Regions from separate parts of the Homo sapiens genome. Here all the other regions are linked to region 2. Evidence: chromatin contacts called from ENCODE Hi-C or POLR2A ChIA-PET data. All regions are on one chromosome and are shown on one strand. The core of a region is the stretch at or near the end of the contact, and the rest is flanking DNA. Distances in the headings are between cores, read along the strand shown. Region 1 holds the start of UBE2R2 (ubiquitin conjugating enzyme E2 R2). Region 2 overlaps DCAF12 (DDB1 and CUL4 associated factor 12). Region 3 holds the start of PRSS3 (serine protease 3).

Region 1 (3,134 bases), core at 201-2,700, 280 kb before region 2:
CTCCAGCCTGGGCAACAGAGTAAGACCCTGTCTCAATAAAAGGGGTGGGTAGTGGTGGTATCCAGAATACAGCTATGCCTTAAAGTTTTTTTCTTTCAAGTTTCTATGAATCATTAACCATGTGCCAGTCACTACGCTAAATGCTGTACATACATTTAATCATTACAATTGCTTGTGTTGGGTATAATTAATCCCCTTTTACAGAAGCTGATTAAACAGCCGGGTGTGGAGGCATGCACCTGTAGTCCTAGCTACTTGGGAGGCTGAGGTGGGAGAATCGCTTGAACCTGGGAGGCGGAGGTTGCAGTGGGCCATGATCGCGCCACTGTGCTACAGCCTGGGTGACAGAGCAAGACCCTGTCTCAAACAAAACAAAACCAAAAAACAAAAAACTGATGATACAGGGAGAAGTAATGGAACTAGGGTTGGAACCAAGATCTGTCTAGTTCCGAAACTGTGTGTGTAGAACTCTCACAATATTCTGGCTTTTCTAGGAAATGTTTTTTAGGCAGTTATCCTAGGACATGCCTTCCTAGGAGAAAGGAGTACTGTATTCTGAACCACGGGGGGACCAAAGACTGTCCCCACATCTCACTTCGGTTATGATTATCTCGAAAGTCCCTCAGTTCCAGGGTGGACATTCAAGCCACAAGCACCTATAGGGAACTTTGACCCCTAAGTTCAACCACAGTAGTTTATTTTACAAATGGCGAAGGCGAAGGGCAGCCTGAGCACTTGCCCCAAATCACAATGAGAAGGGCTAGAGACCCAGTTTGTTATTGTCTTTTTCCTCACAACTTCCTCTTTGTAGTTAAGAAGGGAAGCAGAAGCTGACCTTTTTGTCTCACCCCGTTTCTCACGTGGAACTGCCGCACCCAGGGTGAGTAACGTGCCAAAGGGCACACTTGCCTGTGGGCTGGCCTGCGGGAAGGTCTGTTCCCACCGAAAAGACCCACATTGTCAGCACATCCTAATCAAGTAGCTACTAAGTGGAGGGACCGCAGACTGGGTGTCACGGGGAGGGGCCTGCAGCGACCAGGCCCGTCCCAGGATGGCTGCGGAGGCCCCTGGATCCACAGTGGGGAGGGCCCCGAGAGCCGGGAGACCTGGGTTCCCTTCCCGGGCACGCCTTTGGAACTGCGGCGTCCAGCCGCACAACCGTCACTCTGGGGCCACGGCAATCCCTGCGCCCGCCCTTGGTCCCCGCTGCTTCTGGGATCTTTATGGGCGGGGGACACGCGCCAGCGTCACAAAGCGCCGCGACCGCGCGGGAGACCGAGAGGAGGCGTGGAAACGGGAGGAGGAGGAGGTGGTAGTGGAGGAGAGCCAGGCACGGTGGGGGGAGGGGAGGGAGGGGCACGCGCACGCGCGTCGGGCCGCCAGCCGCTGAGAGCCGCCCAGCACCCGGCGTGCGCCCCTCCTCCCTCTCTCCCTCCCTCCCTCCCTCCCTGCTTCTCGGCTCCGTTGCTCCCGCGGCGCGAGGCGCTCTCGCTCTCCTCCTCCTCCGCCGTCGCCCCTCCCCCCGCGCAGCCCCCGCCGCCACCGCCGCGAGACCCCCGCACGCCGCTCTCCCCCCACCCTCTCCTGCCCCGCGCGCCCTCCGGCCCCTGCGGCCCCCGAAGAGAACGAGAGGGCGAGCGAGCGCGGCGTTCCCGGGCCGGCCCGGCCCCCTCCCTTCACCATCGCCGGCCCTCCGCCGCCTTCCTCCGCTTCCACCTCCTCTCCCCCCCCCCAAGTTGAGGCCCCCTCCGGGGGGGGGAGGCCCGGGACCGGGACCCGTAGCGAATTCTCCTAACTCCCTCGACCTCTCCTCTCGCCCGGCCCGAGTGTGAGGAGAAGGGCCCGGCCCGGCCTGCGTCGTGTGTGAGGAGGACCCCGGGCGGGCCCACGGGCCGTGTGGGGCCTGGTCTGGCCCGCCGGGTGTGTGAAGACCGGGGCCCGGTGCTGCCCGGCCGGAGGGCGAGCGGAGGGGAGGGGCCTGGTCCGGCCCGGCCGGTGCGTGAGGACTGGGGCCCGGGCCCGGCGCCGCCGCCGCCGCCGCCGCCGCGATGGCCCAGCAGCAGATGACCAGCTCGCAGAAGGCCCTGATGCTCGAGCTGAAATCCCTGCAGGAGGAACCGGTGGAGGGCTTCCGGATCACCCTGGTGGACGAGTCCGACCTCTACAACTGGGAGGTGGCCATCTTCGGACCCCCCAACACCCTCTACGAAGGCGGCTACTTCAAGGTACCCTCACCCTCCTCCCGGACCCTGCTTCCGCGGCCGAGGCCTCCGGCTCCCCGCCGCTTTCTGCAGTTCCTGGGACCAGGAGTATGAGCACGGGCGAGTGGAGGGGGCTTCTCACCCGTGCAGCCCCCTCCCCCATCCCTGGAGGCAGGAAGGCCTTGCTCGCCGAGTGCCTTTTCTTTGTCATGGGGGCGGGGGCTCGGGCGGGGGCGGGAGGGCAGGCTGCACCGGGAAATCGGAGAGCCTCTCTGGTTAGGGTAGTGTCTACGGGCGGAGGAGGCCGCCTTTGTTTCCCCCGCTGAGGGTGGGTGGAAAGAGCGGTGGTCTATCTGTGCTTTTTCGTTCTCCGGTCGGAACCCCTCCCTGCGCAGGCTGGAACTGCCCCAGAGGGCAGGGTGACCTGCACCGACTGGATTGGACTTTTCTTTTTTGGGGGGTGGGGGTGGGGGTGGGGTGGGGGAGGGGCACCAGCTTGTCATTTCAGAAGCTGCCGAGTGCCCTGACATTTTGAGGATTTGTTGGGCATCTTGGGTAGTGGTAGTGCCAACTTTGCATTCCAATGGGTGGTGGTGAAGAATGGGACCCTAGGGGTGGTAAAAAAAAAAAAAAAAAAAAAAAGGGTGCCCGCGTCGTCTTGTCATTATCCATTTGGGGGAACTTTAACCCTCTTTCCGTTCACATTCTCTGCTTACCTCAGTCACTGGTTCTTTCAAAATGCCCTTTGTCCTCACCATGCCACCAAGTTTGCCAACCTTTTTTTCTACAGGTAGAAGTATCCACAAAGGGTGGAACGAGTCATGTAGGGAGACTGATAGCTTCCTACTTTCAGAGACAAAATTGAAACCTGCTCAAGTGGTTAACTCTAGCTAAAGGGGTGGTCTCACAGATGACAAGTATCATCTGAGGCGA
Region 2 (3,333 bases), core at 537-3,036:
AAACAAAACAAAAAAAACAACCAGATGGGTGTGGTGACACATGCCCATAGTCTCAGCTACTTGGGAGGCTGAGGCAAGAGGATCGCTTATGCCCAGGAGTTCAAGGCTGCACTGATCCATGAGCCATGACTGCACTCCAACTTGGGTGACAGAGTGAGACCCTGTATTTATTGTCTTTAAAAATAAAAATACCAACCTGGCCAACATGGTGAGACTGTGTTCCTACTAAAAATACAAAAAAAATACCTGGGCATGTTGGCAGACGCCTGTAATCCCCGCAGCTACTCAGGTGGCTGAGGCACAAGAACTGGTTGAACCCAGGAGGCAGAGGTTGCAGTGAGCCAAGATTGCACCACTGCACTCCAGCCTGGGCATCAGAGCGAGACTCTGCCTCAAAAATAAATGAATAGATAAAATAAACATGAAAAAAAAGCTCAGCTAGAATTACAGTATTTTAACTGTAAGGTGAATTATTAGGTAAAACCACAAAATCATGTTCATCACACCTTAGATAGTGTATTTTCAGCCTTCCAGAGATGAAAGTAGCCATCCAGAGACACTGCTCCCAGTTCCTACAAGAGCAATGAAAACCAGGTTATATTATCATCTATAGCAACTAATGTACGATAATAAGCAGGCGAGGATTCTAAGGTCAGGGTCCTTTATTCCTGTCTCGTGATGATTCCAGCAGAGGTGCCAGTAATTATTAGACCATTACTTCACCCTACAGAACCTAGCTGAATGGCATATTAAATTGAGGCTGCCAGCAATAACACAGGCACCCATGGTTGAAAAACTCCTCACTATGCTATCACTCCCTCAACGTCCTGTTGGAGAGTTAAAGCAGGGCACATATGTGAAGGACAGTTTCATAATCTAGTGTGAGAATTTCTATAAGTGAAGACTCTAATTTAGGAGAGATTAATCTACCCTTAGGCCATAAATACAGATGGGATAGGAGGTTGAGGGAACTACCCTTCAAACTGTGGCCTGATTCAGATTCTGGAGAAGCCTTTCTCTGGCTCTGGGTGTATATTCTGACACTGCTTTTTTTTTTTTTTTTTTTTTTTGAGATGGAGTCTTGCTCTGTCACCCAGGCTGGAGTGCTGTGGCGCAATTTCGGCTCACTGCCAACCTCCACCTCCTATAGTTTTCCTGCCTCAGCCTCCTGAGTAGCTGGGAATACAGGCATATGCCACCATGCCTGGCTAATTTTTTTGTATTTTCAGTAAACATGGGGTTTTACCATGTTGGCCCAGGCTAGTCTCAAACTCCTGACCTTGTGATCTGCCTGCCTCGGCCTCCGAAAGTGCAGGGATTACAGGCGTGAGTCACTGCGCCTGGGTGACACTCTGCTTTATTAAAACCTCAGCATCAGATCTGACTCAATAAGGTAAGACTTAGTGGAAATGTGAAGGGAAAGTAGGCAGTAAAGAATACTGGCCAGGCATGGTGGCTCACGCCTGTAATCCCAGAACTTTGGGAGGCCAAGGAGAGTGGATCAACTGAGGTCAGGAGTTCAAGACCAGCCTGGCCAACATGGTGAAACCCCGTCTCTACTAAAAAATACAAAATTAGCCATGTGTAGCGGTGCATGCCTGTAGTCCCAGCTACTTGAGAATCTGAGGCAGAAGAATTGCTTGAACCTGGAAGGTGGAGGTTGCTTTGAGCTGAGATCGTGCCATTGCACTCCTGCCTAGGTGACAGGAGCAAAACACAGTCTCAAAAAGAAAAAAAAAAAAAAAGGAATGAATACCAAAGAGAAAAAAAGTGATTGTTTTCAGAAGCAAGTATGAAAATCATGCCCAGAATACAGCACCTGCAAAGGCATGTGCAAATGACAGACAGTCAAATCAGGGTGGCCCTAGGGGAATTCTGTGAGGCTGACCCACAAATATAGACTACTCAGAGAAATACTGCAGACACCAATTGAAGGGGTGGGTTTCAGAGCCTCAGTTATAATTTCTCACCAGCATCACTCAGCCTTTAAGAGGTGTTCTGTGGGCTCAGAACCATGCTATGTAGCAAGCACTGATGGGGAAGGAAAAAGGAGTGCATATCCCAAGACATAAGCAAGAGGAATACACGTCAGGGATCCCTACACAAGTTCATACCTTGTTCTTGTTGTTGAAGGCCAGAGCCCGAACCTTGCAGTTGTCAGGGTTTGTGTCTTCTTTGGGGATGTCCTTTAAGGCCTTGTGAGTGATGTGTGCATACACAGGGACCCGTGACACATTGTGTCTCGCATCACTTTTGGTCAAAACATCATCTGTCACCTCCCAGAGTCCCATAGAACCATCACGTGAGCCTGCAGGGCCAGGAGAACACAGATGTCAGATGTACCCACCCCTCTATGGGAAATCCCACAGACGCCAAAGAGGGCTTTCATAGTCTAGCTGTTTGTGCATCATCCTCATATGTGCTGAAGCTTGGCCAGATGGCCCACCCTAAACACAGAGCAGTAGGCATTTTAATAGCTACACTAAGAGAATTATTCACCTAAGGTCTAGGCATTAAAATATAACTTTTAAGTTTGACATGGTTGTTGAAATTTATTTATTATTATTATTTTTTTTTGAGACAGAGTCTCGCTTTGTCACCCAGGCTGGAGTGCAGTGGTGCGATCTCAGCTCACTGCAACCTCCATCTCCTGGGTTCAAGCGATTCCCGTGCCTCACCCTCCCAAGTAGCTGGGATTACAGGTGCCTGCTCCATGCCTGGCTATTTTTTTTGTATTTTTAGTAGAGACGGGGTTTTACCATGTTGCCCAAGCTGGTCTTGAACTCCTGAGTTCCAGCGATCAGCCTGCCTTGGCCTCCCAAAGTGCTAGGATTACAGGTGTGAGCCACCACACCTGGTCTGCTTTTTTTTTTTTTGAGACAGAGTCTCGCTCTATCACCCAGGCTGGAGTGCAGTGGCACGATCTTGGCTCACTGCAACCTCGGCCTCCTGGGTTCTAGCGATTCTCCTGCCTCAGCCTCCCAAGTAGCTGAGATCACAGGCGCATGCTACCATGCCCTGCTAATTCTTTTTATTTTTATTTTTGAGATGGAGTCTTGCTGTGATGCCTAGGCTGGAGTGCAATGGCGCAATCTTGGCTCACTGCAACCTCCGCCTCCCAGGTTCAAGCGATTCTCCTGCCCCAGCCTGTAGCTGGGACTACAGGCGCGTGCCACCACGCCCAGTTAATTTTTGTATTTTTAGTAGAGATTGGGTTTCACCATATTGGCCAGGCTGGCCTCGAACTCCTGACCTCAAGTGATCCACCTGCCTCAGCCTCTCAACGTTCTGGGATTACAGGCATGAGCCACCGCGCCTTACTCGAAATTCTTT
Region 3 (3,346 bases), core at 404-2,903, 300 kb before region 2:
TGTAAAGCTGTCAGGCACCATGCACCATCTAAGTACAGCAGTGTTAGGTATGAGCCCATCAGTGATTAGAGGGGATGTGGGGTGGAGAGCGGGTCTCTGAGCAGTGGATCTCCTGGCTTTGGGGAAGCTGGCTCGTTGGCCATGCCAGGAGCTGAACCTGAAGGTACTCTGTGTGTCCTCTCAACTCCACGGGCCCCACATTCGCATTTTTTCCAATTCCCTCTGGTTTCCATTTGCTTCCTCCCTCTAGCCCCCTGGCCATGTCCGATCTCAACACGAAGTTTCTGAGCTTTTCTCATTTTGTTCACCATCTCCAGAACATCTCTGCTTCTTTTACTTTTCAAAGAATTTAAACTTGAACTCTGCTCACTCCTGCCCATCACCAACCTGAGCTCAGAGTTGCTGAGAAGGGAAAGCACCCTCATAAGGAAGCTCCTCCTTTCCTTACATCATTAGACTTGATCACAGACAGCATCTCCATCTCCACACTACTCTGGCCAGGTTGTGCCTCAGTCAATTACACAACTGTGTCTTAGTAGCCTTGGTAGGGCCCAAATCAGGATATTCTCTGGGAAGATTCACTTGATACTAAGCCCAGCATAATCTCACTGCATCTAAAATAGAAAATTCTAGACCCACCCCTCCACATCTTCTTATTGATCCCAATATGTGACCCATTTACCATGTGCTAAAATCTCTACCTACTGCTGATTCTCAGATCAGATGGTAACCCAGATTTACCATGGTCCAAACTCTGACATCTGATCAGGGGCATGTCATTCTGGTTCAGGCTGTCAGCCCTGAGCAGGTGAGTCAGTTTGCATCACCCTAAGTGCAGGTTGCCAGGACAACCGTGAGGCTGCATAAAAAGAACCTATGACAGGATGCACATGAGAGAGACAAGTGGCTTCACATTGAAGAAGGGGAGGAGTGCGCCATTGGTTTTCCATCCTCCAGATGCACTGAGTAAGCTCCTACCTAACCTGTGTCCCCTCCTTCTTTGAAACACTTCCCATCCTTTTAAGCCTTGGTAGGAAGGAGAGCCATCTGGAAGCCCAGAATCCTATGGAATGCTAAGTCTCCCTTCTCCTTACCCCTTAGTGTTGGAATTCTGGATACCCAAAGTCTTGGATTTGACCTTTGTGCACAGTGACTGCAAAGAAGCATATTCATATTCACAAAAATGAGCCTTAGATAAGACTTTCCTCCTCTCGTGGGGGCTCCAGGAAACTGAAAAGCCAAGCTTGTTACCAATGCTTGCCCTTCCTTAAGTACATTATTAAATACATCCCCAATAGTTAAAAGGACTCCTAGACACCCAGGCCATTCTCCCTCCTTCTAACCCTCATCTCCTCGGCCTACGAAAGCCCAGCTGTGTGATCCGGGGATTGGTTTCCCCTGTCTTCCCCATCCCAGCATCCTTCCAGGAAATAGCCAGTCTCCCTCTCTGCTCTCAGAAGGCAAGTTTCCTTATCACCTGTGAATCACAAACCCACAGAGTGGCCAAACGTAGCCGAGCTGATGCAAGACCCTGGCAAGGGGAAAGCTGCAGGTGTGTTTGTGCTGGGAAGAACTGTGACCCTCACCTCACAGACACCTCCTCTCCTGATTCTTGGAAGGGTATAAGGACAGGCCTTCCACCACCAGTCAGGCACACTCTACCACCATGAATCCATTCCTGATCCTTGCCTTTGTGGGAGCTGCTGGCGAGTTTCATGACCTGCCTCAGGCCCCACCCACCCCCTTTCCTGGCAGACACATGCCCTGCCATTCTTGCCACCTCTCCTCTTTTGACTGCGCTCTGATATTCTATTTCCTCCATCTGACATATCTCCTTCCCATCCTCCTTGGGCTCTCTTTAAGCCTCACCTGTTTCACCTTTTCCCTCATTTCACTCCCACCACTGTCATTCATCCATATCCGAGCTGTGGTTGGAGAAGCTGGGAAGGGAGACCAGGTGGGGCTGGCCCATGAAATGAAGTGGCAGGCTTCAGGCTTGGCTCCAAGAGCACCAGTATAGCACCACTATAGCTGCTCTTAACCTCGAATGCACCTGGGGAGGTTCAAAAATTACTCATGCCAGAGATTCAACTCTAGAAGTTCTAACTTCATTTGTCTGGGGTGCAGCCTGTGTACTGGGCTTTTAAGCTTCCCAGGTGATTTTTAACGTTTCCAGGCATGCCGCCAAAGTTAAGAATTGCTCTTCTATTGGCCAATAACAAAGTCTACCTTTGTTATGCCAAAGTGAGCCTGGGGCTGCCCTCAACTCTGCCCTCACTGCACAGATCTGAGCTATGGGGGAAGCTAGTCATGGCCAGGTCTACCCAGACAGGGGGTTTTCCTAGCTTAGCCAAAGTATCCTGACAATCCAGGGCTCAAATAGCCAGGGCAAGTACACAGGTGATGAATAAAAGAGAGAAGCACTCAGTGGGTGAGACAACAACATACCAACTGCTACCCCACTGGAAGCATTTTGAGGACATTCCTTGCATCCTCAGCCTGGTGTCCCCAGGAGAGATCTGAGCCCCTGCAGGGTACCTAGCTACGTGCCCTGCAGACACAGAGACTTGGGAGCCACATCCAGTGATGCTCACCAGGGGTGGCAGCGCTCCCTCCCTTGCCTGGCCTCACTGGGCTTGTTAAGGATTTCTAATTGGCAGGAAGCAACCGCAGGCTGGGAGCACCACCCCTAACATGCTACTGACTTGCCTTCTCCCTTCCTATTTCCACTCCAGTTGCTGTCCCCTTTGACGATGATGACAAGATTGTTGGGGGCTACACCTGTGAGGAGAATTCTCTCCCCTACCAGGTGTCCCTGAATTCTGGCTCCCACTTCTGCGGTGGCTCCCTCATCAGCGAACAGTGGGTGGTATCAGCAGCTCACTGCTACAAGACGTAAGTGTGGGGCCCCTGACTGCAAAGCTCCCAGCCAGGCTGCCTGGGAGAGCTTGGCTTCAGCCCAGGGAAGTACTGAGGTTGGGTAAGACGGATGGGAGAGGTGGTGGAAAAGAAAACTTGTTGACAGCAGCTGACTCTCCAGAGCAAGGCCAATCCATGAAACAGCAAGGGTTGTGGTCATAAAAGCAGGCAGGGATAATCTTGGAGTTGTCAGAGCTAGTGACAAAAGCAGGCAAGTACCTTTTGCTGGTTAGCTACACATTAAAGCGACCTAAGACAGAGTTTTTGAAAATACTGATGCCTGTGTCCTACCCCAGGGCAATTAACTCAAACTTCTCAGGAAGACAGTGTGAATACCAGTGAGTATTTAACACTCTACCTCTGGTAACTGTAGAGTGTATAGACAGAGCTGAGAACCGCTGCCTACACGAAGAACTCTCAAACCTGA

What was found. Hi-C counts contacts between places; a loop is a spot of excess contacts on that map. ChIA-PET counts read pairs that join two places held with the same protein, here RNA polymerase II (POLR2A). Pooled maps may share reads with other maps.
Region 1: a loop to region 2 is called in a pooled map, with 2.6 times the contacts of the local background. The contact joins the promoter of UBE2R2 here to the enhancer-like site in region 2. A Hi-C loop is called at or near these places in 2 of 50 pooled maps. POLR2A ChIA-PET finds 5 or more read pairs at or near these places in 3 of 52 experiments (GM12878, H1 and IMR-90).
Region 3: a loop to region 2 is called in a map of endothelial cell of hepatic sinusoid, with 3 times the contacts of the local background. The contact joins the promoter of PRSS3 here to the enhancer-like site in region 2. A Hi-C loop is called at or near these places in 1 of 168 maps with a recorded cell type or tissue (endothelial cell of hepatic sinusoid). POLR2A ChIA-PET finds 5 or more read pairs at or near these places in 1 of 52 experiments (activated naive CD4-positive, alpha-beta T cell).

What each region holds. Positions count from the first base shown.
Region 1 is chr9:33,815,710-33,818,843 of GRCh38, forward strand. It overlaps UBE2R2 (ubiquitin conjugating enzyme E2 R2), which reads left to right and starts at 1,451. Exons shown (of 5, transcript NM_017811.4): 1 at 1,451-2,225. The coding sequence starts at 2,049. UBE2R2-AS1 (UBE2R2 antisense RNA 1) reads right to left here. Exons shown (of 5, transcript NR_170204.1): 1 at 2,918-3,134. RefSeq lists an enhancer at 961-1,050 and silencers at 1,341-1,440, 1,621-1,830, 1,901-2,070.
Region 2 is chr9:34,096,210-34,099,542 of GRCh38, forward strand. It overlaps DCAF12 (DDB1 and CUL4 associated factor 12), which reads right to left. Exons shown (of 9, transcript NM_015397.4): 5 at 2,115-2,308; 6 at 507-572. Among named protein-coding and RNA genes, the nearest start is that of DCAF12, 29 kb to the right of the region's middle. Within about 2 kb of position 1,787, at least 2 of the 41 ENCODE cell types and tissues checked have a DNase peak (open chromatin) inside an H3K27ac peak, as active enhancers do; they include GM12878, where a contact is called at or near this core.
Region 3 is chr9:33,793,908-33,797,253 of GRCh38, forward strand. PRSS3 (serine protease 3) reads left to right here and starts at 1,654. Exons shown (of 5, transcript NM_002771.4): 1 at 1,654-1,706; 2 at 2,736-2,895. The coding sequence starts at 1,667. All of the region lies in intron 3 of UBE2R2-AS1 (UBE2R2 antisense RNA 1), which reads right to left. RefSeq lists an enhancer at 2,203-2,703.